Linked DNA regions of Homo sapiens: region 1 is linked to region 2. A link is a contact called in ENCODE Hi-C or POLR2A ChIA-PET data. All regions are on one chromosome and are shown on one strand. The core of a region is the stretch at or near the end of the contact, and the rest is flanking DNA. Distances in the headings are between cores, read along the strand shown. Region 1 overlaps CACNA1D (calcium voltage-gated channel subunit alpha1 D). Region 2 holds the start of CACNA1D (calcium voltage-gated channel subunit alpha1 D).

What was found. A loop is a pair of places that touch in the nucleus more often than their neighbours do. ChIA-PET counts read pairs that join two places held with the same protein, here RNA polymerase II (POLR2A). Pooled maps may share reads with other maps.
Region 1: a pooled map shows a loop between it and region 2 (1.9-fold over the local background). The contact joins the enhancer-like site here to the promoter of CACNA1D in region 2. A Hi-C loop is called at or near these places in 1 of 168 maps with a recorded cell type or tissue (sigmoid colon) and 1 of 50 pooled maps. POLR2A ChIA-PET finds 5 or more read pairs at or near these places in 1 of 52 experiments (WTC11).

Annotation. Positions count from the first base shown.
Region 1 is chr3:53,553,629-53,557,112 of GRCh38, forward strand. All of the region lies in intron 3 of CACNA1D (calcium voltage-gated channel subunit alpha1 D), which reads left to right. Among named protein-coding and RNA genes, the nearest start is that of CACNA1D, 61 kb to the left of the region's middle. Within about 2 kb of position 1,663, at least 2 of the 41 ENCODE cell types and tissues checked have a DNase peak (open chromatin) inside an H3K27ac peak, as active enhancers do.
Region 2 is chr3:53,492,182-53,496,058 of GRCh38, forward strand. CACNA1D (calcium voltage-gated channel subunit alpha1 D) reads left to right here and starts at 2,430. Exons shown (of 48, transcript NM_001128840.3): 1 at 2,430-3,052. The coding sequence starts at 2,986. RefSeq lists enhancers at 1,879-2,378, 2,709-3,494, 3,495-3,877.

The DNA.
Region 1 (3,484 bases), core at 413-2,912, 61 kb after region 2:
TTTTCTTTCCAATGCAGTTGTAACAGTGTAATGATAAGTAGGGTCTTTATCCAACCCTATGACAAGTCACATGTACACACGCCAGACATAGGCTCCAGATTCTGTAATATTTAGCCCTATACAGTCAACAGATTTGATTCCCTGGCAGTCAGTCTTTGCATTGGAAGAGAGAGTAAAAATTAGGACTGGTGAGTTCAAAGGTTCTTCTAAGGCCTAAGCCTTTGCAGTAGGAGCTTTCCATACTAGATATGTTACCTAGAGACTTGTGTTAAAGTGGAAAATCATGGGCTGGGCATGGTGGCTCACACCTGTAATCTCAGCACTTTGGGAGGCCAAGGCGGGCAGATCATGAGGTCAGGAGATGGAGACCATCCTGGCTAACACAGTGAAACCCTGTCTCTACTAAAAATACAAAAAATTAGCTGGGCGTGGTGGTGGGTGCCTATAGTCCCAGCTACTTGGGAGGCTGAGGGAGGAGAATGGCGTGAACCCGGGAGGCGGAGCTTGCAGTGAGCCAAGATGGCACCATTGCACTCCAGCCTGGGCAACAGAGTGAGACTCTGTCTCAAAAAAAAAAAAAAGGTGGAAAATTATCATACAAATCATATTTGTGTCAATCTTTGTGAGGGTGTCCTAAACTGTAAGTGTGCCTATATGTGTGTTTTAAAACCAGAATGTCTAGTATTGTACCACAGAAAAAAGACGTTACAAAAATAGAAATTGTGTCAGTAATTTGCTTTTACTGCTATGAACAATCATATGCAATTCCTACAAGTCATGCTGTGTCTAGCCTCACAGCCCCCTCACTCTCCAGGCCTTTCTGCCAAACTCAGCTTCTCTGTGAGCATGCCCTGATGAGTTCAAGGGGCTCCCTTCTTCGTGCCACCACCTTTGAGTCCACAACAGGATGGCTGTTGAATTGAACATGCACTTAGATTTCGTTACCGTTTCCTAGGTCTTTTTCAAATACATTCCGCTTCTCTCTTTAGTTACTTTTTAGTCTCCCTCAAGGGTAGGGATTAGATTCTTCTTTGTTCCCTCTCCCATAGCACAGTTTATGTGGCTTTTGCTGCGTGAGGTTAAAGCACATTGGTGGCTTACATCTTATCCATTTGTAACCACCCAGGGACCAGCACATGGCCTTGTACCCAGTAAACAATCAATATTTTGTTGATTAATGATGCCTAAAGCTGGTTAAGTTCTTGGACTCAACATTCTTCTGAGCTCAATGACTATTTGCATTCTAGTCATAAACAGGAAAAGGTTCTGTTGGCAGCCAGGGAGATAGTAAATACCCCTGACTCTCATACATTGACTTAATCAGAAACAACAACTTCCCCTTTTCAAATTTGCATTGTGAATGATAATATCATTTTCAAATATGTAGGATTATGACATTTTAAAGAGAATATAATGAAATAGAATGAAGGTGAAAACTTGTAATTATATTAGAGCAAAACTATGTTTCCCATAGCTTATATCCTACTATTTCTATGTAGTGTATCTGGCGTGGTCCCATGAGGATGCCATAACCAAATGATTGAACTAGAAACTGAGAAAGACTTATCAAACATTTAGTGTCACGGGCTTGTGAGATGAATCAATGCTGGGATTTCCAGCTATGTTTTTTATGGCCCTGTATTTTACAAAGCTGTGGAAAATATTGAGCATTTGAACAAGGCTCTCAGTCACAGTCGTATAACAAGATGCAGGATAGGGCTTTGCCCGTGGAGTTCAGTGTGAAAGTGGCTGTGGTTGGTGGACCTTCTGCCCTTTCCCCTATTGCTCTCTGGCTGCTTTTTCTGGTGGGTGTGTGTGTGTGTGTGTGTGTGTTTTTTTTTTTTTTTTTTTTTTCTGAGGTACTTCCCAGGGAACAGAGAAATAAGTTGACAAAAGGCACATATAAAAGAGAGATCTAGGACTTTCTAAACCTGAGGCCCACAGCCCTTTCATTTAATGCTATATTGGCACATGTCTTTTTTCTCTTCAAATCATTCTCAATCATGGTCCATTTCTCACCACCCCCTCCTCCCAACTTGTTATCAGTTGCGCCTGACCTTTTGGGAAGGAAGAATCTTTAAACCCTGTTTGCATCTCAGCAGACGGGAATGCCTGCCTACTTCTCATCTAGGGCTCCTTTCTCTGCCTTTAGAAATTCTTTTTTATTCTTGATACACACTGCTCAGATTATTTATTAATTTAAAAATTAACATACAGTAAAAATCGGGGTGTGTGCACGTGTATACAGTTCTGTGAGCTTTAACATATAAATTGTTGTATCTCTTACCACAATTAAGATAACAGAACAGTTTTGTCCCCCGCAAAACTTATCCTGCCTCTTGTAGTCCTATTCTTCCTTTACCCCAGCCCATGGCAACCACTGATCTGTTCTCTATTGCTATAGTTTTGTCATTTCCAGAATGTCATGTAAATGGAATCACTCAGCATAATGCCTTTGATATTCATCCATGTTTAGGAGTGTGGAGAAATCGTTCTTTTTTATTGCTGAGTAATATTACATTTATGGATATAGTACAGTTTATCCATTTATCTGTTGAAGGAAATTTGGGTTATTTCCAGTTTCTGGTGATTATAAAAAGGTGCTAGAAACGTACAGGTTTTTGTATGAATATAGATGTTCACTAGCGTAAATACCTAGGAGTGGAATTGTATATTTAACATTATAAGAAGCTAACTGCTTTCTAAAATGGCTGTACCATTTTGTATTCCCACCAGAAGTGTATGAGAGCTATAGTTGCTTCACATTCTTGCCAACACTTAATCGTGTCAGTACTTTTTATTTTAGCTTCTGTAATAGGTGCGTAGTAGTATCTCATTTTGGTTTTAATTTTTATTTCCTAATGGATAATAATGTTATGTTATTTCATGCGCTTATTTGCCACCTGTTTATTATTATTTTGGTGACTTGGTGAAGTGACTATTTCTGTCTTTTGGGTTTCTTTTTACTGTTCAATTTGAAAAGTGCCCCATATATCCTGGATCCAGGTCTTTTATCAGATATGTGATTTGCAAATATTTTCTCTCAGTCTATAGCTTGTCTTTCTATTATCTCTCTTGCTCTCTTTTTTTTTTTTAATTTTTTTTTGAGACAGAGTCTTGCTCTGTTGCCAGGCTGGAGTGCAGCGATGTGATCTTGGCTCACTGCAACTTCTGCCTCCTGGGTTCAAGTGATTCTCCTGCCTCAGCCTCCTGAGTAGCTGGGGCTACAGGCATGTACCACCATGTCTGGCTAATTTTTGTATTTTTAGTAGAGATGGGGTTTTACCATGTTGGCCAAGCTGGTCTTGAACTCCTGACCTTAAGTGATCAGCTCACCTTGGCCTCCCAAAGTGCTGGGATTACAGGCATGAGCCACCATGCCCAGCTGTCTTTCTGTTCTCTAAGTGTGTTTTGCAGAGCAAAAGTTTTAAATTTTGATGACATCCAGTTACTTGGTTTTTCCTTTTATGAGTTATACTTTTGA
Region 2 (3,877 bases), core at 1,180-3,679:
GGTTTATGCTTTGTGGTGTACAGTCCAACGGGTTTTTGACAAACGCATAATGTCCTACGTCCATCATGGCAGTATCATAAAGAATAGCTTCACTGCCCTAGAATTCCCTGTATGCCACCTATTCATCCCTCTTTCTCCCGGTCAGTTTTTAAGAATCAGTTCAAATGCCCTCTCTTCTGTGAAAACATCTCAGTTCCCTCAGTTACAATTAATCTGTCTGATGCTTGTATAGCGCTTTTTCATACTTGTTATAGCTGCTATGTTTGCATGGTATGAAAGAAGTATACACGGCCGGGCGCGCGGTGGCTCACGGCTGTAATCCCAGCACTTTGGGAGGCCGAGGCAGGTGTATCACCTGAGGTCAGGAGTTTGAGACCAGCCTGGCCAACACGGTGAAACCCCGTCTCTACTAAAAATACAAAAATTACCTGAGGGTGGTGGCGCGCGCCTGTAGTCCCACCTATTCAGGAGGCTGAGGCAGGAGAATCTCTCTTGAACTCAACAGGCAGAGGTTACAGTGAGCTGAAACTGCATCACTGCATTCCAGCCTGGACAACAGAGTGAGCAAGACTCCGTCTCAAAAAAAAAAAAAGTATACAAACTTTTCTTCTGTCATTAGGTTGTCCTTGAGGAAGGAACTGTGCCATAGATTTGTCCTGACATCTAGACCAGACCCTTATTCTTAACCGGTGCCTTATGAATGCTGGCTGCACTGAACTGAACAATGAGCAAATATGGTTCGGCTCAGTCATCCACTAGATACAGTATTTTTCCCTCTAGACAGGAGCTGCTGTTTGCAAATCTCCCCCATTCCAAATCTGAGCCAGCAAAGGTATCATAAAACAAACTTGCTCAGGGAATTTTGTAGAAAAGGCCTCAAGAGGCAAGGCTTTAGACCAGGAGTTCTGAAAGTGACATGTGTACTTGTGAATTTCATACATGCTCCTTGGATGGGCTAGTTTCTTTGGAGGGAACCGTCTTCTATTCCCTTCAGATTTTGGATCAGAAGCAGCCATAGGAGAGGTGGCCCAGGCCAGCTTTATATTGTTACTAGACCGTAGGGCGATTTCTCGCCTCTCCAGTCTCCAAAAACAAAGCACAAAAAAGGACAAGAGCCTGGTTGTTTTCATCCTCACGGACCAGACACCCCCTCAGGAAGGCCTCTGGAGAGTCTTCTGTCTGGTCCCCAGTCTCTCTGCCCAGGTGCCCCCCAACAATTGAGGATGACTAGTGTGTTCTCTTTGGGTAAGGAGCACCTTCCCATAAACACTTATTTTTCTTAATTCACGCTGAGCTTTTACTTTATTTTCGCTTTAAAGTCACTGTTCTGAAACGTTCTAAAACGCCGTAGGAACATGCAGATAGGAACAAAAGCAAATAAATCGAATCCTGTGAAGTAACAAAGCAGACGCCCTTCTCCTAACAGGCAGCACAAAGCTAAATGAAAAATATCAGTCATCCACTAGATAAAGTATTTTCCCCTTTAGACAGGAGCTGCCGTTTGCAAATCTCCCCCACCCTAAATCCAAGCCAGCGAAGGTATCAAAAAATAAACTACTCCCTTCAGCTCCCAGACTGGAGGCAACAGTTTCAGCAGCACCGTCTATTTCCTTGAACAACACGAGCGGTTTGAAAGACCTTGGCTTTGACTTCCCTGTACCTGCCTCCAAACACACGTGGGGGCGGGGTGGGGTGGGGGGAGATATTGCCCCCCATCCCCGTTGCCTTCCGCGACGCCAGGCCAGGCGCAGGGCAGGGGAGAAGATGGGGGGCGCCCTGGATTCGCGGTTCCAGCTGCAGGCAGTTACCTGGGGTAGTGAGTGCTCTCTACAGACCCGGGCTACCCCAACCCCCCCGATTCCAGAAAGGGCCGGAGAAAAGCAGGGGGCGCCTGCCCCGCTCCGGAGCAGCCAGGGAGCCCGGCCGAGCCTTGACGAGGATGAGCTCGGAGACCGCAGCAGCTACCGCCCGCTAGCACCTGAGCTCCCAGGGGGCGGGGCCTCCTCCAGGTGTGCGCAGAGGAGGCCGGCGCGGAGTCGGGGCCGGCGCGGGAGCCCGAGCTGTCCCCCAGCCCAGAAATGCGCGGGGAGGAGCGGTTCATCCGCACCCCAGCGCCGCGGGAGACACTGGCGCCGCCTGCCTCCTCCGGGTCCCGGGGGGAGAGCGCACCGTGCGGCGCGGAGGGGGTTAACCGGGCAGCCCGCCGCTGGAGCGCGCTTAACCCTTTGGAGCCCGCAGGTCAGCCGGGCCAGGCTGGGGTGGCGGCACCCCGAGTCCCACGCGACGGCCACCCCGAGCGCGCAAGTGGTGCCGGGCAGAACCGCGCGCCGGGCTGCAGACCCGCCGGGGCGCGGCGCGGCGCGGGCCGTGGGCGGCTCGGGGCGGGCGGAGGGCGGGGGACGGCGGCGGGCGCGCAGCGTCGCCAGGGCGAAGCCGGCGTGCGGCGCGGCGCGGCGGGCGCGGAGCGAGCGGGCGGGCGAGCGCCTCCGTCCCCGGATGTGAGCTCCGGCTGCCCGCGGTCCCGAGCCAGCGGCGGCGCGGGCGGCGGCGGCGGGCACCGGGCACCGCGGCGGGCGGGCAGACGGGCGGGCATGGGGGGAGCGCCGAGCGGCCCCGGCGGCCGGGCCGGCATCACCGCGGCGTCTCTCCGCTAGAGGAGGGGACAAGCCAGTTCTCCTTTGCAGCAAAAAATTACATGTATATATTATTAAGATAATATATACATTGGATTTTATTTTTTTAAAAAGTTTATTTTGCTCCATTTTTGAAAAAGAGAGAGCTTGGGTGGCGAGCGGTTTTTTTTTTAAATCAATTATCCTTATTTTCTGTTATTTGTCCCCGTCCCTCCCCACCCCCCTGCTGAAGCGAGAATAAGGGCAGGGACCGCGGCTCCTACCTCTTGGTGATCCCCTTCCCCATTCCGCCCCCGCCTCAACGCCCAGCACAGTGCCCTGCACACAGTAGTCGCTCAATAAATGTTCGTGGATGATGATGATGATGATGATGAAAAAAATGCAGCATCAACGGCAGCAGCAAGCGGACCACGCGAACGGTGAGCAGCCAGAGCCCGGGCACCCGCTGCCAAATCCGATCCTGTCATGGTCCTCCAGCCCCCTCCCCCTTCCCCGCGGCGCTGGATGGGTTGAGGGGGTTGGAGAGGGTGCTGCCAGCTCGGTGTCGTCTACACAGAGAGGGGACATGCGTGACAGCCACTCCGCGCTCCCCTCCAGGCCCTGAATGTCAGAGTTAATTCTGCATTTGTGGGGTGGGGGCGGCCGTGGAGTGTGTGGAGCGCGGTGCAGCCGGAGGGGCGGCGAGTCGGGGTGATTCGGGTTCAGTGTCCTCGGGCTCAACTTTCCTTCAACGCCCCCGAGCGATGGCAGGAGGGCCGCAAGTCTTCAGCCGGAGCCCCCTTGCCAGCCTCTTCTCGCCTTCCACTCCTCCCCCGCCCCCTCGTTGACTAGGAAGAAGGTCCCTGGTGGCATCCGGAAAATTCTAGGATTGCCCGGTTTCGCCCTCCGCGCCGGTGGGTGAAGCACACCCATCCCCTCGCGGGGGAGGCCCGGCCTCGGTATCGGGGAAAGGGGTTCGGGTGGAGCGTGCGTTCCCGCTCCCGTCGCCGGCTGTGCACACGTCGGTAACCTAGCAATGCCCGGGGAGCCGCTGCCGCTGTGGGGCTCCCCTCCCCAGCTCTGGCCCGGGCACCACGTGCAGCTTCCACGCCGGCCGGGGCTGGGTCGAGGGAGGATGGAGCAGCTCCTGGCCAGCCCTCCCCTTTGGAGACCGCCAGTGCCCCCCAACCCCTGTCGGCTGGAAGCCTTTCCGGGTGAGCGCTCCCCTAGGGAGAAGCTTGACATGACTCGACTCGTCCCCGCTC